2 separate regions of the Homo sapiens genome follow, and region 1 is linked to region 2. Evidence: read pairs that join two places in POLR2A ChIA-PET (ENCODE). Cell type or tissue: OCI-LY7. All regions are shown on one strand. Each heading gives the region's core, and the rest is flanking DNA. Links, peaks and the distances in the headings are about the cores only. Region 1 has its middle 44 kb from the start of LINC01825. Region 2 has its middle 23 kb from the start of SLC39A10.

Region 1 (16,532 bases), core at 7,299-12,298, 150 kb after region 2:
TGACCTCGTGATCCACCTGCCTTGGCCTCCCAAAGTGCTGGGATTACAGGCGTGGGCCACCGCGCCCAGCTACAACAGGTTCTAAAGAGCTGTTCATTAAAGAAACAACTGGAAAATAAACAAAACAAGTTTATGTTTGTTACTATGGTTTGAATGTGTCTGCAAGTTGATGAGTAAGAAACTTGATCACAAATTCAATGGTGTTAGGAGGTGGGACGTAATGGATGGTGTTAGGATCATGGGGTCTCTGCACTCATGAATGGATTAATGCCATTCTCACATGAGTGGATTCCTTATAAAAGGATGAGTTCAGCCCCTCTTGCTCTCTCTTGCCTTCTCTTTGCCCTTCAGCCCGGGTGACACAGTAAGAAATACCTCATCAGATGCTGGTGCCCTGATCTTAGACTTCCCTACCTCCAGAACTGTGAGAAATAAATTTCTCTTCCTTATAAATTACTCAGTCTGTGATACTCTGTTATAGCAGCATGAAACTAAGACCCTTGTAAATCAACAAAAACAGGGAAAATGGTAAATAATCCCTTATAAACAAAACCTTTTTATGAAAGTGTTTAATAAAATAGTAAATGTTCATCAGTGGCTTCTTGTTTTTGGGTCTTGATCTGTTTACATATAAATTTAGGCGGCTGATTAAATAGTTTCTTAGGTGTCTCAGGTTTAACATTCTGTCATTCCACCATTAGCAGTCCTCACTCCTGTTGAGTATAATGTGTCTCTCTAAGCCTTAAAGGCTGCAGTGTGATGAAGGTGAAGATGCTGCATCTGGGAATTCCAGTAGCTTTAAGTAATTGCCATTTGAGCCAAGAGCTTTGGAAGACTATATAGATATGCACAATTTGGAAAATATATAGGAGTAGGGAGAGTACGGTTTTAGACAGCATTTTGCATTTCTGGTTACAATCAGGGCACAAAGTGATAAGACGAAAGTTACCATACACTCATTTAAAAAATCACTGGTTATTTTTCCAGACTTTTCTTTGTTCAGAGAAATATTTAATTATTGTATTGCCAACCGCCATTCTCTGGGATTGGCTGGTAAATTTTGAGGTGATAGAAGCCAATTTTAACTTTAGCCTTGTGATTTGTGAACATTTTCTTTTTCTTATTTTTTTTAAAGCCAAACTGCTCATTCATCTATTTGACACATATAGTGAAACGTGTACTATGAGGAATGCACTGTTTAAGAAAATAAAGTGGTAAAAAAATTTTTTTGCCCTAATGGGGCTTACACTATCCTAAGGAAGATAAGCAAATATATAATATGAGTCTGAGACTATTAAGTGCTGTGATAAAAAATGAAGTGGGGCAATTGATTGTGTCTGGAGTGCTATTTTGTAGCCACCAGAGAAGACCTCTTCCTCTAAGAAGGTTGCATTAGAGCAGAGATGGAGATTAAGTGAGGAAGCCAGCCATGTCTCCTCTTAGAGGAGGGCTTTCCAGATAGAGAAATCAGCAGGGGCAGAGGATTTGAAGTAGGCACATGCTTGAAATGTTTGAAAAATTACAGGGAGGCCAAAGTGGCTGGAGCAGAGTGAGTGGGGTGGGGAGGTGGGGTAGACTGGCTGGGAATGGACCAGAGAAGCAGCCAGGGGCCAGATCATGCAGGTCTGGGTAAGGACTTAGAATTTTTTTTCAAAGTGTGATGGGAAACCTTGGAGAGTTTTGATATGAAAAGCCACAAGATCTAGTTTTCATTGTAAAGACTCTCCTGGGCTGCTGCTTGGAGAGCCTTCTTTAAGGGGAGCAGAGCAGAAGCAGCTGGGAAGCCTTTGGTTGAGGCTCCCTCTGCTCCCAGCAAGGAGCTCCTTCATGGGGACAGCTCCCAGGAGAGCAGCCTGCCCCTGGACATCCTTGGATCCCCACTCTGAGCTACTGTGACCAGAGCAGAAATTATCTGCTCTCACTGTGGAGCTGGGACAACTGCGTTTCTATCCCCTACCTGGAGGAATGGATGTGCTTAACTACTAAAAAGCACCACACACATGGTGGAAGGATGCTGTGGTGAATTTCGTTCTGTTGGTTGTATAATCTGGGCTGGGATCAAAACCACCACTTACAAGATTGTTCCTCTGGGGACATTATTTCCAAGTTCAAATCAACTGACTTAAGAATGTGTTGCATACTAAGAATTAATTTTGGTAATTGGAGAACTGACTCTTCTTCTTATGAAGAGTTGGGAACATTATCCTAAGGAAGATCATTAACACATTAAGGATTAATAACACCTACTGAACAACATTGACATAAAAAAATTAAGGGTTTTTTTTTTGAGAGAGAAAGTTATATGAATGACTAGAAATACAGGTGAAATCAAATTAATGTCTGAAAAATTTTCCTCTTCGAAACTAAATAGAATATTTCAAGAAAAGTAGTTCTATGGGGAAAATTCTTACAGTAACCTTACAATTAAGTATAAAGGCTTTGGCTAGTCTCTTTTGAATGATCTCTGCTTCTCTCAACTAGTATGGGTAAATGGTATTGTATAATATGACACTTGTTCAATATTGAACATCATTCTGTTGGGGGTGTGTGTGGGTGGACATACATTCGCCAGTGTTCAATGATTTTTAGCAATTTTATATAGTGTCTCAGATGTTAAGATGTTAAGTTCGTGTAAGTGTTGTTCCTGAAGCACTATGCATGTAATAATAAATATATTGAACAGTATTTATATGTACTTTATTTGAGACAACAATTTAGTGGTAATTATTTCTTGTACTTTGTTAAATTACAAATGGAAGGTCTTCTTTATTATCATTGTTGTCTGGACCAAATCTTGCAAAATGGTTCACAGACTGTGATGTTAACATTGAACCAAAATTTTACTAAATGCTCTGCATTCTACAAGGCTTACCTCTGTGATGTGGAAAAAAGTCCCAGTGGGACATAATATGTTTTTAATTAAATCTTGTAGATTACTCAGCTCGATGGTTCTTACTTGGATAATACCAAAGAGATTATACCAGTATCTTTGCAGCTATAAAAATGTAAAGCTGACGGCTAAATTTCCTAGAGAGATCCTGTTTGCTTTTTCAAGACCAGTGAGGAGACTTCAACATATAATTCCATCTTTTTTATTACATAAAAATTTGAGTTGAGCTGGAACTGAATGACTTGTTTGTTTTTGTAATTATTTGAAAGGAGAAAATGACTAGTGAAGGAAAAATAAGTGAAGAAAATAAGCTTCAGCCAGACTGTAGAATGTCTGTATCCACAAGCACAGAAATCACTCTTCCCTCTCTAACTTCTCTTTTTCTGTCAGTAAAAAGTGACTCTTGACTGTCAAATTTCATTAATTAAAAAAAAAAATCCCATGAAGTTGGATTGAAGTAGCCTAAAGGTAGTGGAGAAATACTGATATTCAGTCTAAATGTGTCCGGAATTTATTCCTTCCGACGGGTTCTTGGTCTCACTGACTTCAAGAATGAAGCTGCAGACCCTCACAGTGAGTGTTACAGTTCTTAAAGATGGTGTGTCCGGAGTTTGTTCCTTCAGATGTTCAGATGTGTCTGGAGTTTCTTCCTTCCGGTGGGTTCATGGTCTTGCTGACTTCAGGAGTGAAGCCACAGACCTTCGCAGTGAGTGTTACAGCTCTTAAAGGTGGCACACCCGGAGTTCTTTATTCTTCTCGGTGGGTTCATGGTCTTGCTGACTTCAGGAATGAAGACGCAGACCCTCGTGGTGAGTGTTACAGCTCATAAAGGTAGTGCGGGCCCAAAGAGTGAGCAGCAGCAAGATTTATTGTGAAGTGCGAAATAACAAAGCTTCCACAGCATGGAAGGGGACCCCAGCGGGTTGCCACTGCTGGCTGGAGTGACCAGCTTTTATTCCCTTATTTGCCCCTGCCCACATCCTGCTGATTGATCCATTTTACAGAGAGCTGATTCGTCAGTTTTACAGAGTGCTGATTGGTGTGTTTACAATCCTTTAGCTAGACACAGAGCGCTGATTGGAGCGTTTTTACAGAGTGTTGATAGGTGCATTTACAATCCTTTAGCTAGACACAGAGCGGTGATTAGTGCGTTTTTACAGAGTGCTGATGGGTGTATTTACAATCATCTAGCCAGACAGAAAAGTTCTCCAAGTTCCCACTCAACCCAGGAAGTCCAGCTGGCTTCACCTCTCATAAAGGCTTCTGATACTGAAAGAGAACACACATGTTGTTCCCACATGAAAGTAACTGCTTTACTTAATTTCCCAGAGGAGCATTTATAGGGGCAGAAGAAATTTTTGACCTGTTCAGGAAATCTATAATATCTGCCTACCTATTTTGTAATAACTGGGCTGGACCAGGTATCAGCTGACTGATCTGATACGGAAGTCAGCCTGTGTACCACACCAATCTAATTAAAACCATTGGCTTGCATGTCTATGCAGTCTGTAATAGAGGAGACAACAGTCTCCTTACAGGGGTAAACCCAATTTGAATAAAAATCAATTTTACTTGACTTTTTCAGCTGTTTTGTTGTTTGGAAGTACTTGCAGCATGTATTTTTATCTTCTTTTGCTTATTTTTTACCTGTATAGTGGTTGGCTAAAATTTTTGCTAGCTCTCCTGAAAAATAGAGCCAAATGTTACAGAGTCTGTAACAACATATTTCATCATGAGAAATGCATTCTTGTTGACTTGGTTTGACTACTTTTTCCTGGGCTGCGGAGACAGAGATAAAGTTAACCACCTGGGCTGAGTGTTTGTGTGGTCCCTTCTTTCTTTCCCTCCTCAATTATGGTTTTTAATGAGTGGATTCTAAAAACTTTTTTGATGTTCTTAATCCATCCATCCTCTTTTCCTAGTACTATTAAATACATTAAGTATTTTTTTTTTTAAACAGAACTTATCTTATATCTGGATGATATTTTAGTGCATCTTGGAATCTATCCCAGGTATGTGCCTGGGCAGAAAGACATCAAGGCTTGAGCATCAGTAAAAGTAATAATATATTTTCAGAATACAAAGATTTTAGATTACAGAAACTTAATAGTATCATGTAGTTTATTTTATTCTAACAAGGCCCTCTGGCACAGTATTTGGGGGGCGTTAATTTTGAGGACAGATCACCCCAGAAGCTGTTATTTACAAACAGTGAGGACTTGGACAAAGGACTTAATTTCTCTAAGCTTTAGCTAAAATAATATTAATTGTCTTGTATTCTTGAAAGAATTAAAGAGCTGATATATGCAAAGCATTTACCATCATCTCTAGCACTTAGTGACGTTCAATAAATTATATATTTTTAGCAACGATGCAAGTTGGAATAATCCAATAATGACCAACCTTCAGCAAATTCTGCCCATAATATAGTAATAACATGGGTCCTAGGAAGCAGATTCTAAAATGAGACTTAAGAATTGGTTTACCATCACTGTTGGTAGTTGGAGCACTAATAGAGCCTGGCATGAATTTTCATTGTAATTTTTAAAACTTTCATGAGTGATAAAAAGTAATCGAATACTGCTGAAAAGAAAAACACTGGCAGGTATGACAGGTCAGGTGTTTGAGAGGTTCAGGTGAAATCATAATTTATAGACTATTGAATGAGATGGCTCTCCCTGGGGTGGATCAATGCATTACAGGAAAAGAATAAAAAGGGAAGGATGATTTTTTACCATTATAAGGTGAAGGGTAAAACCAGAGGGCCTCTTTGGAAGCATAAACTCTAATTTACTGCCAGAGGTCAGAAGAGGCTGAAGATTAAACTCAGGGCTTAATTATAGTTGTGTCAGAGCTCCAAAGAAAGTTGAATTTTCAATCATGGTAGGTCCATTTACAGAATCCACAGCCCTGTTTGTAAAGGAGTGCGATTACTGACAGGAACATCTGGGTCAATACACTTGAAAATCTAAAATTCTTATGTTTTCCTAAACCTTTGACTTTCTCCTTCTTTTAGACATTGTAGAGAGGTGTGGTTGCTTATAGACAATGTAGAGAGAGGTTTCTTCCTTGCAAAAAAAGTGTCTACACCAACCCCCCCATCCCCTCCAGAATATACCCTTACCTTCCTTCCTATATTTCCTGACAAATAGCAAGGGGTCAAATTACAACATGAAATGTCTGGGGAAGTGCTGAGCCTGGTAAGCAAGCAAAGGGATGGAAGGAGTTGCAGGACCTAGCAAACATACACTAGCAGGGACTGAAGAGTCTATACGGGACTGGATTCTAAGGGTGCTGATTCAAAAGAGAAAGTTGAATAAGGGAGAGTTTACTGATAGGAGATCACTGTATCATGATACAGGGTTTAACACTGAAAAGACCTTAAGAGATGGTGAAATAGCATTCTGCGTTGGAGCTTAGAAACTTGGAAAATGTTATGGTCCACATTGCAAAAAAGTAAAAATGCCATAACTTCCACAGAAAAAACAATCAGAAAGCTCAGAGAATTTTAGAATGGATATACTATGTAAGGCTAGACCACCCACCAGCTGACTATGTTCTGTGGAGTGGACAGAATTTACTTGTCAAAGTACTAAGGGGATTTTGGATTCTGCTTAGCATATAAAAAGCTGAAAAGGGCCAGGTGTGGTGGCTCACACCTGTAATCCTAGCACTTTGGGATGTTGAGGTGGGCGGATTGCTTGAGCCCAGGACTTCAAGACCAGCCTGGGCAGCATAGTGAGACCTCGTCCCTACTAAAAACACAAAAATTAGCCTGGTGTGGTGGCACGTGACTGTAGTCCCAGATACCCAGAAGGCTGAGGTGGGAGGATCATCTGAGCCCCAGAGGTTGAGACTGCAGTGAGCTGTGATCATGCCACCGTACTCAGCCTGGGCGACAGGGTGAGACCCTGTCGAAAACAAAACATAACAAAACAAAAACTTGAAAAGAGCATGCTTCCACCCTTATAACAACAACCACCACCACAACAACCACACAACAGTTGATAATTTTCTAAAATTAATGACAGACACTAAAGCAAAGATTCAATTAAACACCAAAACCAAAGAATACCAAGCATGATTAAAATCACACATGCACGCACACACACACACACACACGCATCTCTAGGCATATCATATTCAATCTGCTGGAAGTAGTCTGACAAAGAGGAAGTCTTGAAAACAGTCAAAGAAAAAAAGACAAATTACATAGGGAAGAACAAATACAATAAATCACAATTCTTATCTAGAAAATATGCAAAACAAAAAAAACCCAATGGGGTGACATCTTTAACTTGCTGGAAGAAAAAAAAAAAGAAACTATTAGCCATAGTGATGTGAACTGCAGTAATCAGAATGGCTAGCTTTGTTTTGAGTTCAGTGGTGGCACTCCTCTGTAGGCCAGGGCTGACAGTAGAAGATATTATAGAAGTGGGATCATGAAGAGTAAAGAGCATGAAATAATCCTGAAATAACGGAAGTCAGGTCGTGCACTTAACTATCAGAAGCAAGGTGAATACAATTGTTGTAACAATCAAAGGTCAGAGTGGAAGCCAAGCATGTCTGACCCAGAGTGAGCTGTGGAGATAGAGTATGATGTTCCCAAGGGCAAAACAGATGGGTAGTCAACAATGGTATTTTACAATCTATACAACCAAAAGAAATCAAGTATTAATGATTAGGAAGCTAAGAGCAGCCACTGCAATTTAATGTCATAATCTTTTGTTCAGTTGACAGACCTGAGCCAGTTCTTAGATCCAGAACCCATTGACTGAAAGGAGGTCAAATTCTTAGGAAGAAGTATCCTGCAATATAGCACATATAAGGAGTAACACTTTCATCATTCCTTACTCAAAGGGACCTATGACCATTTACTTGGATAATCATATATTTTGGAAAGGGGAGTACTCAAATATTTTGTTAATTGTTGGAAATAGGGTCTAAGCTGACATTGTTCCCTGGGGACTCAAAACATCATCCTGTCTGCTTGTTACAGTAGGACTGTGTGTGTATGTGAGGGTTAGGCAGAATAATGGCCCCTTAAAGCTGTCCTAGTGTCTAGAACCTATGAATATGTTAGTTTACATCCTAACATATGTTAGGTCACATATCCTTTTTCTACAAGGATAACGTCCAACTGAAAGTAGAGGAGACGAGGATTTCCAAGATGTGACTGTGTCTTTGCAAACCAACCCTAACAATGACTCCTTGTTTATTGTCAAGCATTGATTCTGCTGGAGGTGGCTCCTGTCGGCATTGGGTTCTTTCAGGGATACCTCTTTGGAAAGCTTATGACAATGGCAGTTCTAAAGAGTCCTGCTATTTTTCATCTTATCAAGCAGCTGACAGTTGTCTCTGCCATATTTGGGCAGAGCTCTCCACCACACTTGGGCAGAGCTCTCCACCGCACTTTGGCAGAACTATCTGAGTAGCTCATCACTTCTCTCATATTACTTGGCAAAGCCCCTGCTGATTCCATTAGAAGTTTTGATGCATCACAGCTCAGTAAGTAACATGTTTCTAAAGATCCAGGGATTGCATTAAGGGAACAGGCCTTTTGATATCTTTACTGAATTTTTATTCACTCAGATCTACTTTTCTCTTATGTTCCCTAAGAAGTTCTAATGAAAGTGTCAATCAGAGATGTGCTACACAATATGACAGTGTTAGCCACATATGGCTATTTATGTTTGAATTATTTGAAATAAAATAAAAATTTGTTTACTCAGTTGGCACTAGTCACATTTCACATGCTCAGTAGTCACAAGTATGTAGTCATTATCATATTTGATGGTGCAGATATGGAACATTTCCATCATTGGAGAAAGCACTATTGGACAGCATTATTAGAGCTTGTGGGCCTCTCTAGTAAGTATCTAGTTGACTGGTTAGATGTCTTAAATTCTTCATTACATGTATTTTCCTTCCCCATCACAAGAGGGCAATGAGTGGTATACACAAAGAGAACTTCAATAGACACTCTAGTTTCCCCAAATTTCCCAGGAATAGGTTTAATAATTACTCTGGGTTATAAATTGAGACAGCAACAATACAGTTACAAAGTTTTTACACTATGGCATCCATTAATTTTTTTTTTTTTTTTTTTTTTTTGATATGGAGTCTCACTCTGTCACCCAGGCTGGACTGCAGTGGTGCGATCTTGGCTCATAGCAACCTCCGCCTTCCGGGTTCAAGTGATTCTTCTACCTCAGTCTACCGAGTAGCTGGGACTACAGGTGCTGCCACCACGCCAGGCTAATATTTGTATTTTTAGTAGAGACTGAGTTTCACCATGTTGGCCAGGCTGGTCTCGAATTCCTGACCTCTTGTAATCCACCTGCCTCTGCCTCCCAAAGTGCTGGGATTACAGGGCCATTAAAAATTAATAGTTAGCATTTTTTTGCTCATAAACTATATGCCAGATACTTGACATGCAGTATTTTTCATGGCATCATGAATTGGATAGTATCCCCATTTTGCAAACAAGGCAACTAAGGCTCAGAAAGTAAGAATAGACTCCCCAAGATCATATACATTCTAAGTGGCTCTTTCTAATTCTGAAGACCATGCTTTAGGTCACACTGTGCTGTAATGACTTAGTTGTAGAAAAGCAATGGGCAATAAATGTCATTTGGTTAACATAACCTGAAATTCTACTGCAGGCGATTTCTATTTCTCTGTCATTTCTCCTGTTTTGATACTTCATGTTTTCTTTCCTCAATGTCTTGGAAAGTACTTCCAGAAGGCAAAATTTATACAGATTTTAATCTTTGTGGGATGAAGCACTCATTTATTTATAGTCTTACAGAATGTTATCGATACTTTTTTTCTGTTCCATGTAGTATTGTTTTTTTTCCCCCTTTCAGTTTAAAATACAGGCATGCACTTAAATATTTCTAATAACATGTGGTAAGGGCTGGGTCTCTGCAGATCTAAGATCCTCCTGTACCAAAATACAGATCAATGTGATGGCTTGTGATAATAAGGCTGCTCCTCACTCCCAGAGGAATTGTCAAATCCTTGTGTTTGTTGAAGCTTTGTGTTCCAACTTAACTATCCCTGACAATCTGTTTCTTACCTGTTTTAAGATGCTGCAGAATTCTTTAAAAACAAGATGGATTTTGTTTCTAATAACCATAATTATTTTTAAAAAGTGCCTTTGTGATGAGTTGCCTATCATGTGCCTGGTGAACTGAACTTTAAATGACCTTTTTGCCCTTATTATTGCAGCCGTTGCCTTCCAATTTTATATATAAAATATGAAGGAAAGGGAATTTAAAATAGAATTTATTGAGGTACACACAGCTTCAGCAGCTGCTGTTACAAGGGTATCATCAAATACCAACACTGACAAAAACCCATGGGGTCTATTTTCCAATTCAATCTTGAAGGAAATTTACAATAGTGAGTGTCTATGGCAGTTGAGGTTGGGTAAGATTTAGATGACTCATTTCCCTTATCTAATGAATTCAGGCCCTGCAAACTTTGCAAAAGCTTTAAACTGACAAAGCACCAAGAGAGTTGATGTGAAATTGAAAGACAGCTGGCATGGACTCAGAGCCTCTTGAGTTTAGCTCAGAAAGCTGCAAACCTGTACAGCTGCACAACTGTCAGGATAAAGATTCCAGCATAAAGATAGTCAAAATATTGCTACAGATGAAGAACTTTATGTCTAAAGCCTCTATTCCACAAAGAAGAGTCATTTTAAATAAAGAATGCACATGGCATTTTTACATTTATCTTCATTTTGCTAAGATAAAATAGATGAGAATGTTTCAATCTCCAACAACTTAGGTTAAAAAATTCAATTAAATATGAAAAATAGTTTTAAAATTTTTAAATGATCAAATCATTTTCCTGGAAGTAAAACAACTTTGATGTGGTTTTCCTTTTCAGGCTGTCTCTTTCCGATTCCTCGGTTTTGACAAGTCATAAGGATAATATAACACTTTGTTTTATTATGTGGTGAGAAACTCTTCAGAATGTTTCTGGGTAAGAGCACACTTAAATCATTAGGTGGGGAAACAAAGCTTGCTAGGTTTGGTGTTTTCAGGCAATAAATGATATCATCAATTATAATTTGTATACCCTTTTTTTAAGCAGAAACAAAACCCAAGTCAAATGGCATTTATGGCACAATTGACATTTTACTTATGGGAAGATAACTCAACATTAAAGGTATAGTTCGCTGAACAGTGATTACAAGGCTTATTGTATTAATGAGAACTAAAAAGTTCGACTACATATTCAAAGGATCCCCATGGCCTTTTATATTGCCCATCACAAAATCCTTTTCAAGCAATTTAAATTGTATCATGATTGGCTATTGGTATTTGAGAAATGGCATTAAACTCAGGCAAATAGTGAAATTCCACTGTATAGAATGGTATCTGTAAAATAAAATATAAATGCAAAACTGAAAAAATAGGAGATAAAATCACATGATTTTTACAATGACAGTATGTTGTTTAAAATGCAGAAAAAAATATGCATGAGTAGTTCCAAATCTTTATTTTATTCTAGGTGTTTTATGTCTTCTTAGACTGTTAGATCTAAAAAACTCCCTTTTCAATCCTACTATGTATAATGAGACTAAATCATAAACTATGTTTAATGCATTTTAAATTCATATGCAACTTGTCAGCACCTCCATTTAAAAATGATTTTACTTTTCATAATTTTATGACCACTTGGCTATAATATAAAATGCTAAATATATCAGTGTATGAAAACAAATTGAACTTGTAGACTGTGGACTCCTGTACATTACTCAAGATTTAGGTGAAACGCATGTAAAGCTTTTTCTGGCCTTGACTAGAAAGAAGAGGAGAGCCAAAAAACAAAGAGGAGAGTCAGTCTCTTCTTCTTTGTTTTTTCATTTCTGTACTAAAATTTACTATAGTACTTTTCATTTATTTTATTTTTATTTTTTAATTTCTTTTTGAGACACAATTTTGGTCTGTCGCCCAGGTTAGAGTATAGTGTTGTGATCACGGCTCACTGCAGCCTTGACCTCCCAGCCACGTGATCCTCCCACCTTAGCCTCCCAAGTAGCTAGGACTACAGGCATGCCACCACACCCTGCTAATTAATTTTTATTTTTGTAGAGATGGGATCTTACTATGTTGCCCAGGCTGATCTTGAACTCCTGGGCTCAAGTGATCCTCTTACCTTGGCCCCTAAAGTGCTGGGATTACATGTGTGGGACACTTTGCCTGGCCTACTATAGTACTTTTTAAAGTGTTTTGAAATTACTGTATATGTGCCTTCTTCCCTGTAAGAATGAATGACCCTGTTGACATCATAAATGAGGTCTTATTCTTCTCTTTAGATCCAGCAATTCAATGATGGCATCAAAGACTGGTTCTTTCACCTTTTGCTCTGCCATCCACCCTTATATCATCCTGAGGTTGGTTCTTGTAGTCATAGGATCATTGCCCATTTCCTATAGCATTTAAGCTGTATTTATTCTCACTTAAGCCTTCTGGGAGAGAAAGAGAGTGTTTTTCTACAATCATGGAACAATAGTACTTCTGTTCAGTCTGATGTACAATTGACCCTTGAACAACACAGGTTCGAACTGCTTGAATTCATTTATACTTGAATTTCCTCCCCAGTCTGCCACCTCTGAGACAGCAAGACAGATCCCTTCCCTTTCTATTTTCCCATCAGCCTACTCAACATGAAGATGATGAGGACGAAGAGCTTTATGATGATCCACTTACACTTAATGTGTAGTAGATGTATTTTTTCTTCTCTATGATTTTTAAAAATAACAGTTTCTTAGTATTATTGGCAAGGCTTCTGGTCAGCAGTAGACTGTTAGCAGTTATGTTTTTGGGAAGACAAAAGTACTATGCAGATTTCTGTCTGTGTGTAGGGTTGATGCTTCTAACTTCCATGTTGTTTCAGGGTCAACTGTAATAGTTTAGGTCCAACTCTGGACCAGTAACTGTCACCAGGAGAATGTCCTGTGCTGATTGGCCTAGGTCACAGTTCCTTAATCAATCTTGGGCAAGGGAGACATATTGTATTTGCTTAGACTCATCAGGGCCCTTCTCTGCAGATGGAATCAGTTCCTCAAGCTGCAATGAAACTTTATTGAAAAGGTGGTGAAATAGATGTTGGCCCTCACCTGTAATGTCTACTACGTAGAATTTTAGTATGCAGTATTTCTCAGGCTTATTGGGTTGAGCATGAACATTTATAGAAATTCTTCAAAGGAGCTTTTTGTTCTTAGGGTAGATAGCTTAGGAAATGCTGACCTGTAAGATTAAGTTAAAATTCCTTATTATAGCATAAAAAGCATTTTTGATATGGCCCTGAGTCTAGCTACTAGTTCTGTAGTCACTTCAAAGTCATGCTCTAGCAATAGCACATTTATTGCCTTTCCTATATCTCTCCATGTTTCCTACTATTTCAAGGCCTTTATTATTTGTTTTCTTGGTTGGCAAGTCTTTTCCACTCTGATTACCTTTTCATCTTTCAAAGTCAATCAAACATCCATCTCCTAAGAAGCCGTTCCTTCTATATACTATTTCAGCATCATGTACGTAATTCTTTTATTGCTTCCCATATAAAATTACAATTATATATTACAAGGCTTCTAAATTTTGAGTGACTGGAAGGGGGGGAGCACCTATGTCTTATTCATCTTTCCAGCCCCAGAATTTGGCAGAAGATTATTGTTAAATGTCTGCTCCATTGAATGGTGCCTTTAGTATGTTTTTGAAAATATTAGATCAGTACTACATTTTTATACTTTTATTCATGCCCAGAAGTATTAAATGTTTTAGTAATTAACTGCAAAATCTTTATCTTGTGGCTTGAATAGTAGTTCCTAAATCAACCTCAGAATCTGAGCTGTACAATTTTTCAAATTTATTTTTTCTGCCTAATTCATGCTGCCTAATTTCCAAGCTCAAAATCATAAATTAGATGTAGACTTTCTGATCAGGTAGTATTTGCAAAAGTTTAGCTAAAATAGGCAAAATTGAGAATGAATTTTTATAAGAAATGTCTGCACAGTTGAAGTATCATTATTATTATTATTTTGGTAGGATAGGGGTCCCACTATTTTGCCCAGGCTGATTTTGGACTCCTGGGCTCAAGTGATCCTCCCGCCTTGGCCTCAAAAAGAGCTGGGATTACAGGCATAATTCACTGTGCTCAGCCCAGATTACAGCTTTAAATCCTTCTTGGGATCACACATCCAAGAGTCCTGAACATATTTTCATAGAAAACAGTCCACGGTCCTAGAGCCTGTATTGTAATACAGTGTAAGGTGAGACAATGTCAAGGCATGATTTCAAAATGTAAGTTTTGAACTTTTATTCTTAAAGTGCACAAATATCTGTTTCTTTAGATTATAAAAGTTCAAAAGTACATTCAGGAGCTACTTAAAATATTCATGCTAACTTGCAAATATAGGAGAATCTGCAGGTCACTGTTTTTTTTTCTTGTTTTTAGTTTTTTATTTAATTTTAAATAGAGATGAGGTCTCACCATGTTGCCCAGGTTGGTCTTGAACTCCTGAGCTCAAGTGTTCCTTTTGCCTCTGCCTCCCAAAGTGCTAGGATTACAGGCCAGGCATGAGCCACTGCGCCCGGTCAGTAACTGTTTTTTAGTGTGTCAAAAACTTTTACTTAGGTTAATTGTAGTTTTAATAAACATTTTAAAAAGTTCACCAGGCCTTTTATATAAAGTCATTGCTAAGTGAAATGCAAGTTTTAAAAACTTTCTCTCCAAAAATACGTAGAGTATGTATTATACTGTGATATGAGCTTACTTAAAGAGGATGTTTATTTATTTATTTATTTATTTATTTATTTACTTACTTATGCAACCCAACATCCATTTCTCCTTCTCCTCTTAAACACTTCTCAATTTCTCTTTCTCACATTACAAGCAACCTTGGTCAAAGGGTTCTCAACTCTTCTAGGTGAGTAACCAAGGTAGGCTAATCAGATTTTTCCTAGACTTAATTTAGATGGAAAAGCAGTTAAAGTGGATTTACCCAATGATAGTGTCCAGGCAGAATGCCCATTAGTTCTTGCTACCTAGATTGCTAGAGATATTCTGCTCCTGTCCTTTCTGGCTATTTTATTCTTTGAGCTCCACCATATTCTTCCTGTAAATTCTCTTTCTGCTTAAGTTAGGTAGAGTCAGTTTCTGTTAGGTACAAAGAACCCTGACTATTACGGTAGTCAAGGTCATTTTACCTTTGGTTTGTTTTCAGCCACATTTTCAAACTGTATCTTTGTCAACTTTATTCTTTTTGCTTCATTTGAATTTTACTGTTTCTCATATGGGAAAAATGCCATGAATTAAGTAAGCATGATTCTTTTTATTAGATGCCAAATGAAGTCAGGTTTTAAAAGCTGAGTCTTGTCATGTTCAATCACTTTTCTGTAGCTCTTTCCACCTACAACAAACACAATCTGCCCGTTAAGATGTGCTTTAGCCATCTCTTTGCAAATTGTGTAAATGTTTTTGGAAGAGAGTTTCATTCCTCATTGTTGAGCTAATTTTCTCACAGTTTAGAAATGTCTTTATAGGAGTGAGCTTTCCAAAATTAGGGTATCTATTTCTTGTGTTTCAGCAGAAAAACACAATAAAAGAGATATGTTTGCCTGATACATGCTCATTCTGAGAGAATTGCAATCTATTCTTACTGATATCTTTTTGGGAAACTTGGATCTGCAGGAAACAAAGTTTTATCTTATTTTGGGATGTAGACAACTGTTTAGAACCATGAATAAAGGAAAAAAGTATAATTGTATATCTCCTACAACTTTTAAAACATATTGCAAGGGCTTGAGCTCTATCATAGTGAAAGAAAAATGAACATTTTTATAAAAATGAACATTTATTTAGATGAAGGTTAAAAGACAGAAATGCTGTTCTGAGTGAAATGTCTATAATAATTGAACTTTTGAGCCACAGGGGCAAGTCGGTACTTCACCAGGTACTCTCCAAAAATCTTTTTGTAGGCTTTAAAATACAAATGCCTTTAGAATGTCAAACTTATATTTCTTCAAACGAAAGAAAATCCTTCTGGAATATTAAATGGGCTTATAAAGAAGAGTTTTGGCTAAAAGGAGATCAAATATTTTATCAAAAGTTCGGTTCATCATTGCGAGAGAAAAGATCATGGAATAGCTGCTTAAGATTACAAAGGAGCCGTGATAGCTTCTGTTAATGATAGTGCATAGCCAATTTTGTCTTTGTACTTGCTTTATAAGAGTTCTCACCATTGGTTTTCTTTTGTACTTTTCTTTTTTGGTGATTATAGAACTTGATTATTATGGGTTTGAAAATTGTAGAGGTTTTTCCATATTACATCTAACTTTGTGAGGTAAGATTACCCACTGATGTTAAAAGAAGGCAAATGAAATGGCAAGATTTATAATATACATATGTGAAGTAATATTTTTTTCTTTCTTTCTTGGGAAATGTTGGAAGAACAGGGTTGAGGGATGCCTGGAGGAAAATGCTGAGGTGGAGTGTAATAGTTTCCTGGGGCTGCTGTAACAAGCAGAAATTTACTCCGTAAACTTAGCGTCTTAAACAACAGAAATGTATTGTCTCACAGTTCTGGAGGCTACAACTCTGCAATGGAGGTGCAGTCAGGGTTGAT
Region 2 (16,532 bases), core at 6,865-11,864:
CTTACAATTCTGTTACAGATTCCTTACAATTCTTACAGATGCCTTGTGTCCATATTCTACTTCTCACCACACCCAAGTTACTCCGCTGGTTAAGGTTATTATCATCTATGGCCTAGTTGGCTTCTGATCAAGTCCACCTATAATCCATTCTCCACCGTGAAAGTTAGAGTCATCACTAATTTGATCAGGTCCTCCCATGCATAGACCTTTCACAGCTTCCCATAACCCTCGGGTTAAACAATTTCGCTGACAAACAATATCTGCCCTAATCTGCTCCCATATTATCTCTGCAGATTAATTGCTCGTGACTTCACACTAGAACTATACTATCAGGCCAGGCACAGTGGCTCACACTTGTAATCCCAGCACTTTGGGAGGCCAAGGTGGGTGGACCATCTGAGGTCAGGAGTTCAAAACCAGGCTGGTCAACATGGTGAAAACCCGTCTCTACTAAAAATAAAAACATTAGCCAGGTGTGGTGGTGCACGTCTGTAATCTCAGCTACTTGGGAGGCTGAGACAGGAGAATCACTTGAACCTGGGAGGCGGAGGTTGCAGTGAGCAGAGATTGCACCACTGCACTCCAGCCTGGGCAAGACTCCCAGAGCGAGACTCCAACTCAAAAAAAAAAAAAAAAAAGAACTATACTATCTAATGTGGTAGACACTAGTCACATGTAGCTATTGAGCACATGAAATCTGGCTAGTCTAAATTGACATGTGATATAAGTATAAAACATACGTTGGATTTCTAAAACTTAGTACAAAGAATATAAAAAGTCCCATTAATAATTTTTCATATTGATTACATGCTAACATTTTAAGTACATTGGGCTAAATAAGAATATTATTAAAATTTCTGTTGACTCATTTTACTTTCTTAATGTGACTACTAAAAATTTTTAAATTGCATGTGGTTCACATTACACTGTTATTGAACAATGCAACTCTAAAACTCTACAATCCAGCCATACTGAAAGACTTGTTACTTCCTCAGCTGTCATGCTTTTCCTTGCTTAAAGTGCCTCATCTCCTCGGCACCCCTTCCCCTTGCACCCTCTGATTACTTCCTATTTGTCCTTCAGGATTCAGTTTATAAATCACTATAAACTTGCCTGTCCCTCTCTGGGTTAGGTGTCCTCCTATACACTTACACATGTATCTTCCACCACAGCACAAGGTTTGCACTGTGCTACATTTGTGGCCCACTTATCTCCCGCTCCCTGCACCAGGATGTCTCCTATACTCACCGATTCCTTGAGAGCAGGGACTGTTCCTTGTTCAATGTACTATCTTCAGCATCTGGCACATTGCTTGGTGCAAAGTGGGTACTGACTGAATACTACTAGAATGGCTGCTGGAAATGGCTTCCCTGGACCCAACACATGAACCATTGCTGATAATAGTGTGTGTGGGAGGAGTTATAAATTAATATTTTCTCTTTATCCTTAACCTGTCGACACCCTATCAAGCAACACCCCAACTCTCTCTCGCTTTTTTTGCCCCCAGTTAAATTTTAAAACTTCATCAGTTAATTTGAGGAAATGATCAGAGAACAAAATGAACACAACTTTTGTGTTCTAAATATTTTAAAATTGCTTTACTGCTAGAAGACATTCACTGTGAGAAAAATTACCTATTCATTGGAAAACATTTTTATAGCATTTCTGAAGATCAAGTCTTTGCAGGAATTTAAATGAGACCTAAAATCAAATCATTTTCTCTATAATCCTGCACTGTTGGCATTCATAGGGAAGCTTTAAGTACATCAAATATTCTGGCATACTCACATTATAATTAACGTTTACATTACTCCCTGTTTAAAAAAAAACTAGTGTATGCCAAATATTAAAGCCATAAGAACAAACAGTAACTATTTTCTTTTTTCTTTGGCTCAACCTCATCAGATATAAATTTTTAGTGGTGTCCTCGGTGTTCATCCAATTTGATCACTCTGGGATTTTTAAGGTTTTTTTTTTTTTTTTCTTTTAATGCTTCAGGGCTTTTCATGGCATAGGCAGGGCTTTCATCTACCTGTGTTTTATGAGATTAAAATGTCTTAAGGACTTATAAAGACAAATATTAAGCCTCACCCTGATTTAAGGTGCTACTTAACTGCCTTTGTGCTTCCACTTCTTCAACACTTATTTACTTCTCAACGTACTGTTATGCTGTGTTTACCACTCTGGTGAAATTGCTCTCCCAAGAGTCATCATTGAATGAGGGTATGTGAAAGAGTCACAGGAGCCAATTGAAACAGCTCCCAAAAGGCAAATCTGAGAAATTTGAGCAACAAAATAAACAGTTTTGGATTATAATCCAAACTATAAAACAAATATCCATGACTCTACACTGATAAAAATTAACTAATTAATTAATTAACAATGGCAGAGAACAAATATCTCCTGCAGAAGAATTCCAAATAATTTATGTGGATTTTCCATCTGTAAGTATTAAGAGCAGTTGGGCACTGTGGCTTATGCCTGTAATCCCAGTGCTTTGGGAGGCTGAGCCAGGTGGTCAGGAGTTCAAGACCAGCTTGGGCAATATGGCGAAACCCGTCTGTATTAAAAATGCAAAAATTAGCCGGGTGTGGTGGCACTCGCCTGTAATCCCAGCTACTCGGGAGGTTGAGAATTGCTGGAACCCAGGAGGTGAAGGTTGCAGTTAGCAGAGATTGCGTCACTGCACTCCAGCCTGGGTGACAAAGCGAAACTCCATCTCAAAAAAATCAAATAAAATAAATATAAGAATTCAGAGCATAACTTCCCACTCATTAAATGTGGGCTATCCATAGTGACTTCCTTTGAAAAAGTACAGTCTAGAAATGGGGAAAAAGAGTAACTTTAAAGTGGAAAAACCTGACAAATGCTAACTCAGCCAAAAGATCAAGGTCAACATCAACAATGATAAATCATGTTGCTAGGAGATAGCTCTGATACAATGTGATGAAAATGGCAGTTTACCCCTGTGGTCTTCCTCCTCAAAACTCTTAACCCCAGTCTGATCATGAGAAAAACATCAGGGACATTCTGCAAAATACCTGACCAGTACCTCCTTAAACTGTCAAGGTCAGTCAGATACAGTGGCTCACGCTTGTAATCCCAACACTTTGGGAGGCCAAGGTGGGAGGATCGCTTGAAGCCAGAAGTTCACCACCAGCCTGGGCAACATAGCAAGACTTATCTTTACAAATCTGAAAATTCGCCAAGCATGGTGGTGTGTGCCTGTAGTCCCAGCTACATAGGAGGCAGAGGCAGGAGGATCACTTGAGCCCAGGAGTTAGAGGTCATAGTGAGCTACGATGGTTCCACTGCACTCCAGCCGGGGCACCAGCATGACCCTGTCTCAAAAACAAAAACAAAAAAAAAAACTGCCAAGGTCATCAAAAAACAAGAAAAATTTGAGAAACTGTCACAAGCAAGAGGAGACTAGGGACTCATAATGACTAAATATAATGTAACTTAGATATGATTCTAGGATGGAAAAATGACCTTTGATAAAAACTAATAAAATCTGAATAAACTACAGTCTTTAGTTAATAAACGTATATCAATATTGGTTCATAATTGTAACAAATACACGAACAGAAAATGGTAATAATAAGACAAACTGGATGGGGGGTATATAGAAACTCTCTGTACTATCTTTGCAATGTTTCTGTAAATTTAAAACCGTTTTAGGCTGGGTGCGGTGGCTCATGCCTGTAATCCCAGCACTTTGGGAGGCCGAGGTGGGTGGATCACTTGAGGTCAGGAGTTCGAGACCAGCCTGGCCAACATGGTGAAACCCCATCTCTACTAAAAAAAAATACAAAAATTAGCCGAGTGTGGTGGCAGGTGCCTGTAGTCTCAGCTACTCGGGAGGCTAAGGCAGGAGAATCGCTTGAACCTGGGAGGTGGAGGCTGCAGTGAGCCCAGATTGCATCACTGCACTCCAGCCTGGGCGACAGAGTGAGACTGTCTCAAAACAAAAACAAACTAAAAAAAAAGTTTAAAAAAGTAGCTTATTTATTTTTTAAAGTTATTTTTGAGGCTGGGCACAATAGTTCATACCTGTAATCCTAGCACTTTGGGAGGCTGAGGCAGGAGGATGGCTTGAGTCCAGGAGTTTGAGATCAGCCTGGACAACATAGCAAGGTCCCGTCTCTATTTATTTATAAAAAATTGGTAGATAAAATAAATAAATAAAATTATTGTTGACCTCTTACTTGGCAAATTTTACTGACTTTTCACAGTCTTCATCCTGTACTGTACTGAGAACAATCTCCTTATGGGAGCTCTCTTCTTTAGCATCTTTGATAATATCTTCTCTAGGATCTCTTCCTTCCTAATACCTTTTCTAGTCTCCAATACAGGATTGTTCTTCTTCCCATCTCTTAAGTGGTATTTCCTAAGTTCCTAACTTTAACTAACTTGTCTTATCACTTCATATTATCTCACATGGGGAAAGAAATCTCAACTCCAGCAGCTTCGACTATGGCCTTTATGTTGCACTTTCCGAGACTCTAAGCTCAATCTTTTTTAAAGGTCAAATCATAGTTCCAACTACCTGGTGGACATTTCTACCTACGCAGACCTTCAGGGATGTTAAACTCAACATGTCCAAAGAAGAAACCCTTGTTTAAAACCTGAATCCTCTGGCTCCTGTTGTGCCTCAATTATGGTTAAGAATGAGCATTATAACTTCTCTATTCTTCCAACAGGAGCTGTACATATACCCATTACTGTTTTCTTGACCACCATTATTCTCTGATCTCATACAAATATTGTTTGACTGTATTTCTACCTGCTCCCTTTACTGTCACTGCATTCATTTTCTTGCATAATTACTAATCCATCATTCAAAACAGCCTTGGCTGACTGTAGAACCTGGAAGTGAGCCCCAGTAAAGCTGAGTGAACCCCTACAGTCCTGGTATGAGATAAATATATGAGATATTTTGTGTTCCCTGGGAAAGAACCAAAATACCTCTCATGTGGGGCAAAGACCGCCATTTGTTTCTGACAGGCAGGCCAGAGACTCAAGTTGATCCCCCAACTAACTGCCTCTGTCCACTTTCTACATGCAGCTTATGGAGAAAGCTTTCCCCTAAAATTTGGCAGCCCAGGAGCATTGCAGTGTGAGGCCTCTGTCCCTGAGACATGATAATCTTTTCTCAACATTTTCCAAGAGGTTACAGCTTGCTGACTGCCACATGCCACTGGAACAATTCTCATTCACCTTAACTGTGGCAGACCATTGCTGACTCATCAAGCCATTAGCAACTCCCTCCCCTTTTTCTTTGTTAATAATATCCTGCTTTTAGTTGAGACTAGAGGGAATTAGGTACATAGGGGAGGCCAAAACCAAGCCCCAAATGGTAAATATTTTATTAGTCTAAACCAAATGGTTCTCAAATTTCTGGTTTCAGGGCCCTTTTATACTCTTCAAAAATATTTTTTTTAATTTTTTATGGAGATGGGGTTTCTCCATGTTGCCTAGGCTGGTCTTGAACTCCTGGGCTCAAACGATCCTCCCACCTTGGCCTCCCAAAGTGCTGGGATTATTTAAAACTTTTTAATTTTTTTTCTTTAGACAGAGTCTTGCTCTGTCGCCCAGGCTGGAGTGCAGTGGCGCGATCTAGGCTCACTGCAAGCTCCGCCTCCCAGGTTCAAGCCATTCTCCTGCCTCAGCCTCCTGAGTAGCTGGGACTACAGGCACCCGCCACCACGCCCAACTAATTTTTTTTGTTTTTTTAGTAGAGACTGGGTTTCACCGTGTTAGCCAGGATGGTCTCGACCTCCTGACCTTGTGATCCACCCGCCTCAGCCTCCCAAAGTGCTGGGATTACAGGCGTGAGCCACTGCGCCAGGCCAATTATTTAAAACTATTGAGGACTACAAAGTGCATTTGTTTATGTGAGTCACATCTATCAATAATTACCATTTTAGAAACTAAAAATAAAAAAAATTTAAATACTTACTATTTCATGTGGAAATAAACCAATTACATATGATATAACAATATTTTACAGAAAAATAACTATAGTTTTCAAAGTAAGAAAAAAATGTCAAGAAGCCTGGCCTAATAGAAGACATGGATTCTCATATCTGCTTCTGCATTAGTCTGTTGTCTTGGCTGAAATGTATATTGAGTCTCATACAAATATGTTGTTGAAAGAGGAAGAAATATTTTAATAGCTATCTCAGATAAGTTTGAATATTCTTCTTTAATACTACATTAAAACTCAAAAAAGTGGTAGTTTGCTGAAGGTTAATTACAAAGTGAAATCAGAAAACCTATAAGTGAAATTTTGTACTCTGTTCCCCTTAGATCTTTTGGCCTAGTATGCATTTTGAATGGATCTTTTAACCCATCTGTGATTTTGTATCATGCATTGATCATACTGGTTCACTGAGTTATGCAGATCTTTCAAATACATTTCATCATACCATGTAAAAAAATCACTTTTGTTAATATCAACACCAATCTCAGACAAATCCTTTCATTATCTGCCTTTTGTTTTCCTTGAAATGGCAGGCTCACATTTTTAATTTTCAAGAAAATGTCTGCAAAACATTCAAGTCTACATAACCATATTTTCTTTGTCAGTCTTTCAAGTAAAAAAAAAAAAAAGTGGGGGGGGTTCCACAAAAAAAGCAATCATTTCAGCTCACAATTCAATTACTTAAGGGATACTGTGACTTGAGATAACTAAAGCACTTTAGCATGTGCCAGGAAAGCAAGCAAACAATCAAAACATGAAACTTTATATGGTGCCTGTGAAGAAGACGGCTTCTAGTATGTGCCACTTCTTTGATTTGTGCTAAACTACTGGCAGTGCTATCCACTACTGCTGCTTCTGCACCATCAATGCAGTGAAAAAGGCAAATAATATCTTAGCATTATTAGGGTAAATGATTTTAACCTTGTGAACTCCCTGAAAGGATCTCAGGGCTCCCAGGTTCCATGGACCACTGCTGAATTAAGCCAATTGATATTCCATTTTACTTACCAATTAGTTCTGGAATAGATACATGACACAAGTCTGGCCATAACCCAGAGGGGCCTCCAGGAAAGGTTCTTCTTTTAACAAGATACGTGGAAGTGAAAACAAATTTCCCTTTTCTGCCTTTGGCATCTATATGGGAAGCCTAGAAATAACCTGCCCAAGAGGACAAACAACACACTCAACACACTGAATTTGGGAAAGTGGAAAAATGAAAAACATCTGGGCAAATTGATGTCAGTGTTCTTTTGTTTTGTTTTGTTTTTTGTTTTGTTTTGTTTTTTTTGGAGACAAAGTCTTGCTCTATTGCCCAGGCTGGAGTAGCAGTGGTGCGATCTCAGCTCACTGCAACTTCCACCTCCCAGGTTCAACCAATCCTTCTGCCTTAGCCTCCCGAGTAGCTAGGATTACAGGTACCCACCATCATGCCTGGCTAATTTTTGTATTTTTAATAGAGACAGGGTTGCACCATGTTGGCCTGGCAGGTCTTGAACTCCTGACTTCAAGTGATCCACCCACCTCAGCCTCCCAAAGTGCTGGGATTACAGGCATGAGCCACCACACCTGGCCTGAGGTCAATGTTGAACCACTGAATTACTCAACACTGAAACTGTCCTATCGCTAGAATTCTTATTATATGAGATAAAAATTTTCCTTATCAAGTGACTTTTAGAAGGATTTTTTGTTCCTTACAGTTGAAAGCATCTTTACTCATACATATTCTTACATTTCTGTCAATACATCAATATTCAAAAGACCCAAAATCCTGATTACCAGAGTTTGATACATTCTAAACTCCCTGAAATCAGCAAGCAAAATAAAATTATTACAAGTCATTTAACAAGGCACAGTAGCTGGAAGGAGGCACATCAAGTTGAACAACTAAAACAGGTGGCTTATATGAAGGCAAATCAAATAAAAGAGAAAAAATTAAATTTTAATAAAAACATAATGAGAACACTTAAGGGGATGAGAATATAACACTAAAAATTCAAGGACTATGAAGCATTATTCCTCTGTTATATAGTAATCAGGATCAGAAAGTAACCAGGTGTTTAGGAGCAAAACCCTTGGCATATATCCAGCGTCAGGAAATGGAATCAGATTACGTAGATCAATAGAAAAGTATTCGTTATTCTGTGTTAACACAACCAGTGTTCTACCACCAAAGCTGGGGATGTGGTCTTTAGTAAGATAAGTAAAACATATTTGTGTTTGTAAATTTTCAGGTTACAGCAGAGTTCTTTTCAAAATAAAGTTGCTCTATCTTTTGATACCTGCATGTGAGTTTGAAGATTTTGAATCTGAATTTCTTCTTTAACCTTTATATATCACACTGTTGATAGGGACAGGAGGCAGAGAAATTCTAGGCAGAAAAGGGCAGGGTCCCTGGCGAAGCCCCACCCTCAAGCCGAAAAGCCTGAGACCATGGCCTAAAGCGAGAACTGATATCTCTGTTTTCCCACCCATGGCCTCACCCCACCCCACCCTGTGTCTATAAAGACCCCAGAAGCAGCTAAACATCAAGAGGAGAAGAAGCAGCTGAATGTTGGAGAGAAGTAGTTTGACTTCAGAGGGACAGCTCGACAGCGGGACTTCAGAGTGGAGTCCAGCAAAGATGGCCGGACTTCAGGGGAAGAATACTGTCCTGCTCTATCCCCTTTCCAGCTCCTCTTCCCGCTGAGAGGCACTTCCATTGGCAATAAAACCTCCCACATTTACTATCCTTCAGTTCTTTCCTGTGACCTGATTTTTCCTGGATGCTGGACAAGAGCTCGGGATACAGCAGGCTGTCACACTAGACCCTCTGCCCTCACTGGCAGAGAGCAACTATCTCACACAAAAAGGCAGAGGGCCCACTGAGCCTGTCTGCAGATGGCAAAAACTAAAAGAGCCTCACTGTACCACTCTTCTGGGGCTTCAGGGGTCATCGGTATTCCCTCTTAGACGCTGCCTCGGGTCCCACATGGAGTTTTGCTCCTGCCGGTGCTGAAAACACTAGCCTAGCCTCCTGCAACCGCTCACCTGCGTGCTCCCTCCCACGAGGGGTTGAGCGCAATGCAACAGGTTTGAGTTGAGTGGAGTGGAGTTTGCTGCTACCACTGAAATGGCTGACTAGTTCTAGTGCCCACACTCTAGTTCCTGCCCATGAAGGGGTCAGAGAAAATTTCCTGTTTCACTGTGAGATTCAGAAGACAAAATGATTACATCAGAGAAATAGAAGAGAAAAAACTGGTCTTGTTGATAGAAAAAATTATTTTTTTTAGCTCTCTTATCCATTTCCCCTCTGTGTGAAAAGCACACAGAAAAGCAGAAATGGTTCACAGCTAATTGTGCCTTGCAAGATCCAAGTTCCTATCTCTACAAGGAGAATCTAGTCCCCGTTATAAAGGATGGTTTTAGGAAAATAACAATCTCTATCAATCAACTTTCAGCTCCTCCAATGTATAATAATTCTAAAACTGAATGACAAAGATGTTTTAAACTCAAACATTAAATATCATTGAATTGCATATTTTAATTTAAAGGAACTCTGAAATGAGTAGAAATTACCACATCAGAATTATTTTAGAGGTTTCAAAATAAATAAGTGCTATCTTTTCATCACCAGATGAAGAGACCAACTTCATGGGTAGAAATGGGTCTAGACTCTAAGAGAAATGGATGAAACCATGAATCGTAATTCACATCAGTAGATCAAGTACTACAATTGTTTAAAAGGAAGTAGAGCCAGGTGTGGTGGCTCATGCCTGTAATCCCAGCAGTTTGGGAGGCCAAGGCAGGTGGATCACCTTAGGTCAGGAGTTTGAGGAGTTTGAGACCAGCCTGGCCAACATAGTGAAACCCTGTCTCTACTAAAAATACAAAATTAACCAGGCGTGGTGGCAAGCGCCTGTAGTCCCAGCTACTTAGGAGGCTGAGGCAGGAGAATCACTTGAACCCGGGACGAGGAGGTTGCAGTGAGCCGAGATGGCACCACAGCACTCCAGCCTGGGCAACAGAGGGAGACTCTGTCTCAAAAAAAAAAAAAAAAAAAAAAAAAAAGGAAGTAGAATGAGAGCTGGTGACCTTTGTATTTGACATTACCACTCAAATTTCACAGAAAAAGCTTTGATAAGAATAACAAAACAGGCTGGGCATGATGATGGGTGTGGTGGCTCATGCTTATAATCCCAGATCTTTGGGAGGCCGAGGTGGGAGGATCACTTGAGTCCAAGAGTTTGAGACCAGCCTGGGCAACATAGTGAGACCCCATCTTTACAAAATTTAAAAAAAGAAATTGGCCAGGCATGGTGGCACATGCCTGTAGTCCCAGCTACTCAGAAGGCTGAGGTGGGAGGATTGCTTGAGCCCAGGAGGTTGAGGCAGCAGTGAGCCATGATCATGCCACTGCACTCCAGCCTGGATGACAGAGCAAGATCCTGTCTCAATAAATAAATAAATTAATAATAAAATAAACTCCCTGAACAAAGAGCCTCAGCAATAAATATTATGTTACACAAAGAGTTACAGTCATGGTAAGATGAAGCAGCTATAGCAATTGTGCTATAAAGATAATAAGTGATGGTACATATAGTAGTAGTTGTGCATTTACTGAAAATTTTCACCCTACATCATAAATATAATCTAGTTGCTTTGTCTTTTATAATGATCAGTATATCTATAAAAGTTTGCATTGCTTTCTACCTCAGAATGGAATAAAACTGATCTTGCGTAAATGCCAATACTTTTCCCACATCTCTGTTGCAAATGAACATAGATGTTATATACTGGTCAATATTCTTGATCACAAATTGAGATTGCTTTTAAGGATATTTTTTGGAAACACTTTAAAGACCCAGCAAGGATTAATATATTTTCATTCAATAGCATGTTTAAGTATTTTTAAGCACTAACAGAAAAAATGGGTGGTTATCAACAACTCTACATTATGGTTAAATGAATTATGTTACAATTTCGTTTAACAATTTGATCTCTCTTTTTTTTAAGTACAAGTTATTTAAACTTTGAAGTAATACTGTATTTTGAGGGTGTTATAAAAATTAGCTGTATATATATTCTATTTTTATTTTTATATTTGTAACTCTCTAGCTCTATGTCATAAAGCTGATATATATATCTCTATATATATAGATATATAGATATATTTAAGACAGAGTCTCACTCTGTCTCCCAGGCTGGAGTGCAGTGGCGTGATCTCAGCTCATTGCAACCTCCACCCCCTGGGTTCAAGATTCTCCTGCTCAGCCTCCTGAGTAGCTGGAATTACAGGTGCCTGCCACCGTGCCTGGCTAATTTTTGTATTTTTAGTAAAGACAGGATTTCACCCTGTTGGCCAGGCTGGTCTCAAACTCTTGACCTCAAGTGATCCACCTGCCTCGGCCTCCCAAAGTGCTGGGATTACAGGCATGAGCCACCGCACCAGGCCAAATGCTGATATATTTTTTAAATAGCTGTACAGCTTGGGGCCAAAATATGTTTGGTGTTTTAATTAGAGATTGAATTTTTTAGTAGGATATTTGACTTGACATTTTAAACTCAGATGTCAAGTGAAATAACCAGTTCAGTTCTTCCAGTAGTCGTGTGAAAATAATTTCTTCCTCAAATTCTTCCTTTTGGTTAGGTGCCTGTGGTGTTATGATACATAATGGTTTTCGTCCATGGTTCCCGGTTCATAACTACCATTGCCCTTGTTGCAGTCTTTTGTTACACTGTTGGGTGTGTTAGGCCTCTCTGGCAGGCCTCTGACCTTCTCTTGCCCTTCTTCTACTCTAATGTTTCCCCGACTTTCTGATTAAGGGTCTTAAGACCCTTCTCTGAAAGGCTCCCACCCTATGGGCAAAGGAGTGCTGATGTCCTGAAGCTTCTCTGAAAAACCAAGAGGACAGGATTCACAGAGCTTCCGAATAGCGGAATACTTGGAGGTTCTTGGAGGGTAGTGTGCCCAGGGAGGGCATGGAAGCCCTGCATCCCTTCCACCATCCCTCACCCTACACATCTTTTCATCTGTATCCTTTATAATAAACCAACAAACATGCTACACTGAGTTCTGTGAGACAATCCAGTAAAGTAATCGAATCCTAAGAGGGGGTTGTGGGAACCCCAACTTGAATGCAGTCAGTCAAAAGCCCAGGAGTTTGTCTCAGTTTATTAAACTTGTCTCAGTTTATTAAAAAAAAAAAAAAAAAAACCCAAACCATACACACACACACACACACACACACACACACATATAAAATGAGTTTTCTCTATATAGTACCACAGGGAAAAATTAATTTTAAGTTACTGATAGCCTTGGAAGGGTGCAGTAGTGGCTCATTCCTGTAATCCCAGCACTTTGGGAGGCCAAAGTGGGCAGATCATTTGAGCCTAGGACTTTGAGACCAACTTAGCCAACATGGTGAGATCCCCTATCTCTATAAAAAATAAAAAAATAAAAAATAGCCAGGCATGGTGGCATGCACCTGTGGTCCCAGCTACTTGAGAGGTTGAAGCAGGATTGCTTGATCCCAGGAGTTCAAGGCTACATTGAGCTACAATCGCCACTTTACTTTAGCCTGGATGACAAGAGCGAGATTGTCTTAAAAGAAAGTTATTGATAGCCTTACTAGCCATCAGAAAAGAAAGTTTGCTGAATCATTTGTATAATGTAAGAACAAAGCAATTGCCATGACATATACTGAGATAAAAGAATCTCCTCCAGAATGCTGTCTGTGGCTCCAGAGCTGTGGTTGTATTCAGACAATATTGAGTTTGTGTTTATTGGTGCTACTGCAGTAATCCAAGCAAAATATGCTGGTGTAGAAGCAGTGTCAAAGAGAGGAGACAGACTTGAGATATATATTTTGGAGGTAGAATTGATGGGACCTGGCTATAAACTGTGTAAGATGTGTGTGGGGGTGGGTTGAAGGTCAAGGATAACTCTTTTTTTTTTTTTTTTTTGAAAGGAATCTCGCTCTGTCGTCCAGGCTGGAGTGCAGTGGTGTGATCTCGGCTCACTGCAACCTCTACCTCTCGGGTTCAAGCGATTCTCCTGCCTCAGCCTCCTGAGTAGCTGGGACTACAGGCACCCGCCACCACATCTGGCTAATTTGTGTGTGTGTGTGTATTTTTAGAGATGGGGTTTCACCGTGTTAACCAGGATGATCTCGATTTCCTGACCTCGTGATCCGCTCACCTTGGCCTCCCAAAGTGCTGGGATTACAGGGGTAAGCCACCGTGCCCGGCAAGGATAACTCTTGAGTTTCTGACACAAACAACTATGTGGATGGAGGTATCTTTTACCAACAAGGAGAAATTTGGAGGAGGGGCAGATTTGGAAGTGGTGATGAGGAATGAAGACTTAATAATTGAGATATTTCAAGTTTGAGATATTAATACACAAGAGACATCAGTGGAGATGCCAAGTAGGTAATGGACTATGCAGGTCAAGCTCTGAAGAGAAGTCTGAATCAGATAATACATTTTGGAATTGTCAGCATTTTAGATTACATTTGAAACTGTAGGACTGGATAACATTGCTTAAGAATAATGGGTTAGAATGTAAAGAAGATTCAAGATCTCCGCCTGGAAAATGGGAGGAACTGGTCCACCCTATCTCTTCCAGACTAACTTCTCATATTTTCAGGTCTCTGCTTAATTTTCACTTTTGTTGAAAGAAATTTCCTGAGCACCTTCCCATTCACCCTCATCCTTTTTCTTCAAAGTGCTTATCACATTTGCAATTAATTACTTGCGATTATTTGTTTTATACTTGTCTTTCCACTAGAATGTATGTTTCATGAGGACAGAGGCCTTTTGTTTCCATCTGTATCCCAGTGCCTAGCACAGTGCCCGGCATATAATATATACTAAATATGCATTCAGTAATGAATTAAAGTGGATGTGGCTGTTGGTTGATCTAAGATGAGCCTGCTAAGGTGATAAAGCAATTTAACAATCATTAATATATGTAAAAATTTAAGATGTTAGCCAGATGTTAAAAGTTCACTTATCTTAAACTTTCCTAAGGGAAAAGTAAATTAAGTAGCAAAAGATTCAAGCATTTTAGTTTACTGTTTCACTCTCCATGGAGCAACTGTGATATATGAATGTTTTTGGAGAATTTCATATGTTCAAAGTACAGACAATTCATCAACCCTGCAAGTGTTATCTCATAAGCTCCCAGGGTAGAGGGAACATCTAAATCTTTCTCACAGTTTTCTTACAGATGATGAATAGTACATAAATATTTACTGTTTCAATGTATGCTTTAATTATAACATTAAAGTAGTTACTTACATGTTTTAATTGTAGCATTAGTAAAGATGGTAGAAATGACATTGACTTTGCTGATCTAATGCAAAGCGGTTATCTTTGTAAATGTTCCTTATACCAGAGGTCCATATTTCTAAAATGCATTTTAATGTCTCTTTAAAGAGAGATCTCTTCCCCAAAGGACTTAATAAATTGTTCACACAGTAGACAGTCCCAGAAGCATGAGATAGCCATCCTCTCCCATCTTTGGAATTTCTTTTCCTCTTCAGTGCTTTTTTGCTGCCCCTCAGTATTTAGAGATTCTCAATGCAGCTCCTGGCCATTCAGTATACAATGCACATCTTCCTTCCCTCAGACTTATCTGTCTTGTTTCCAATTCCTTCCCAGTCTCACTTTGTATTATACAAGAAAATGTCTAGCTGTGGGTTAATAAAAAGAAATTAAGAAACATATATGGCATGTTAGAATTGGCAGATCCTTAGAAGTTGCTCATCCTCACATAGTTGCTCCATGGAGAGTGAAACAGAAGTCACTCATCCTCATTTTTCAGCTACTCAGGTCTTCTGGGTTATGTTAATTTGGATAAAATAATTGCCTTTAGGGAGTGTTGCTAATGGTGGGAAGCTGGTGTGGCTCGAATCACATCGCCAGCCCTCCTGTATACAGAATGGCATAAATTTGGCACAATTTAAATGGGCATCTTCATAGCTTATTCCATTTTAAAATGGAAGAATGGACAATTATTGAAGTTGTAGCTATTTTGCTTTAATCACTGAGGTAGATGTGAGTCATTGGGCGCGGGGTGGGGGTGTCATTTTGTTTTGTTTAATGCAGATTTCTAGAACTACTGTTTCAAAATGTTTTGAAAAATGGCTCAGGACTAAACTCTCTAGAGTCATTATAGCAAATTAGAACTTGCATATCTCTGGTTCAAAACTCCAGATCTAGGTAATAGTGAATTCTTCATTTAATTCAGAAAAGTAATATTTTAAAATGCAATTTTAAGGCAAATCTTTGAGCTGTTAAGAATATACTGATGCATAATCATGAATATATTTTCCCCCAGAAATACAGATTAATGCTTTGAGATAAAAACAGCCAAGGGATATGGGAAGACATTTATGTGCAAGGAGAGAAACCGTATCTCCAGGCTACAACTATTTATCAATTTTCCTGGCAATAAAACTTGCCAGCCAGTCTGTAAGCCTGGGATACAGATGAGGAACTCTATATAGAAAAATCATGTCTTTTGGAGAAATTTGCTCGGGAAAATTACTACCCATTGATAATATTTTACCTGGCATTCTTTTTACCCTCATCTGTACCTTGCACAAATACTTTCCAGCTGACTCTAACTATAGCCTACCCTCTGCAGTAGAAACGCCTGAGGTCTTCCCTAAAAGCTAGATAGGTGGTTTGGTATTTAAATGAAGCTCTTCTACTTTCATTTCTACATAATTATGTAAGTCTTGTTTTTTTTTAAGATAATATATAGATTAGTAATGCTTATCTTACAACCCTGAAAAAAAGTACTTGTATTATTTTCTCCATTATATGTCTAATTAAAATTTTGTTACTGTCATCTCAAGTCTTCAGGAACAGAGCCATCAAGAGAAAAAGAAATTGGAAAGGAGCCCTAGTATATAGTCAGACAATCAAGACAGGATTGAATTCATTGCTGTCAGGGTCTGACAATCTGAATCTGAGCAAGACCTTATCACAAGGGGAATCTGACACATTTTAGGGTTTTTGGTCATAAGACTGCTATCTGTAGGGGAATAATAAAGTGCACAAAACATAAGAAGATCTCAGAGACTTTTAATCTCCTCAAGACTAAGAGTGCAAGGGAGGGCCTCATTTAGAGGAGGCCTGAAGCTTTGAAGAGCTTGTGATTCCTCATATATTTTTCAAATAAAATCAGCACCTAGTTTTAAATCGGAAAATGTACATATATACTTAAATTAAGAGCTTCTCTTTGCTTGTAAAAATTTGGCCGGCCAGGCACAGTGGCTCACTTCTATAATTCCAGCACTTCGGGAGTCCAAGGAGGGCAGATCATTTAAGCCCAGGAGTTCGAGACCAGCATGGGCAATGTGGTGAAACCCTGTCTCTACAATAAATACAAAAATTAGCCAGGTATGGCGCAGGCAACTGTAGTCCCAGCTATTCAGGAGGCTAACGTGGGAGAATTGCTCGATCCCTGGAGATTGTGCCACTGCTCTCCTGCCCAGGTGACAGAGCGAGACTGTTCTCCAAAAAGAAAAATGTGGTTAAGTGTATCATCACT

What was found. ChIA-PET counts read pairs that join two places held together with the same protein. Peaks named below come from ENCODE experiments on the same cell type or tissue, not always from the same donor. Only the 100,000 strongest peaks of a DNase experiment are listed, where the experiment ranks them.
Region 1: POLR2A ChIA-PET joins it to region 2 with 5 read pairs; 2 of 35 experiments call an interaction of 5 or more read pairs at or near these places.

Annotation. Positions count from the first base shown.
Region 1 is chr2:195,481,038-195,497,569 of GRCh38, reverse strand. No RefSeq gene overlaps it. Among named protein-coding and RNA genes, the nearest start is that of LINC01825, 44 kb to the left of the region's middle. In OCI-LY7, for the core only: a CTCF peak has its summit at 8,776; a DNase peak (open chromatin) is centred at 10,379.
Region 2 is chr2:195,625,792-195,642,323 of GRCh38, reverse strand. It overlaps a transcript of SLC39A10 not described here. Among named protein-coding and RNA genes, the nearest start is that of SLC39A10, 23 kb to the left of the region's middle. In OCI-LY7, for the core only: no CTCF peak of the experiment used is centred there; no DNase peak of the experiment used is centred there.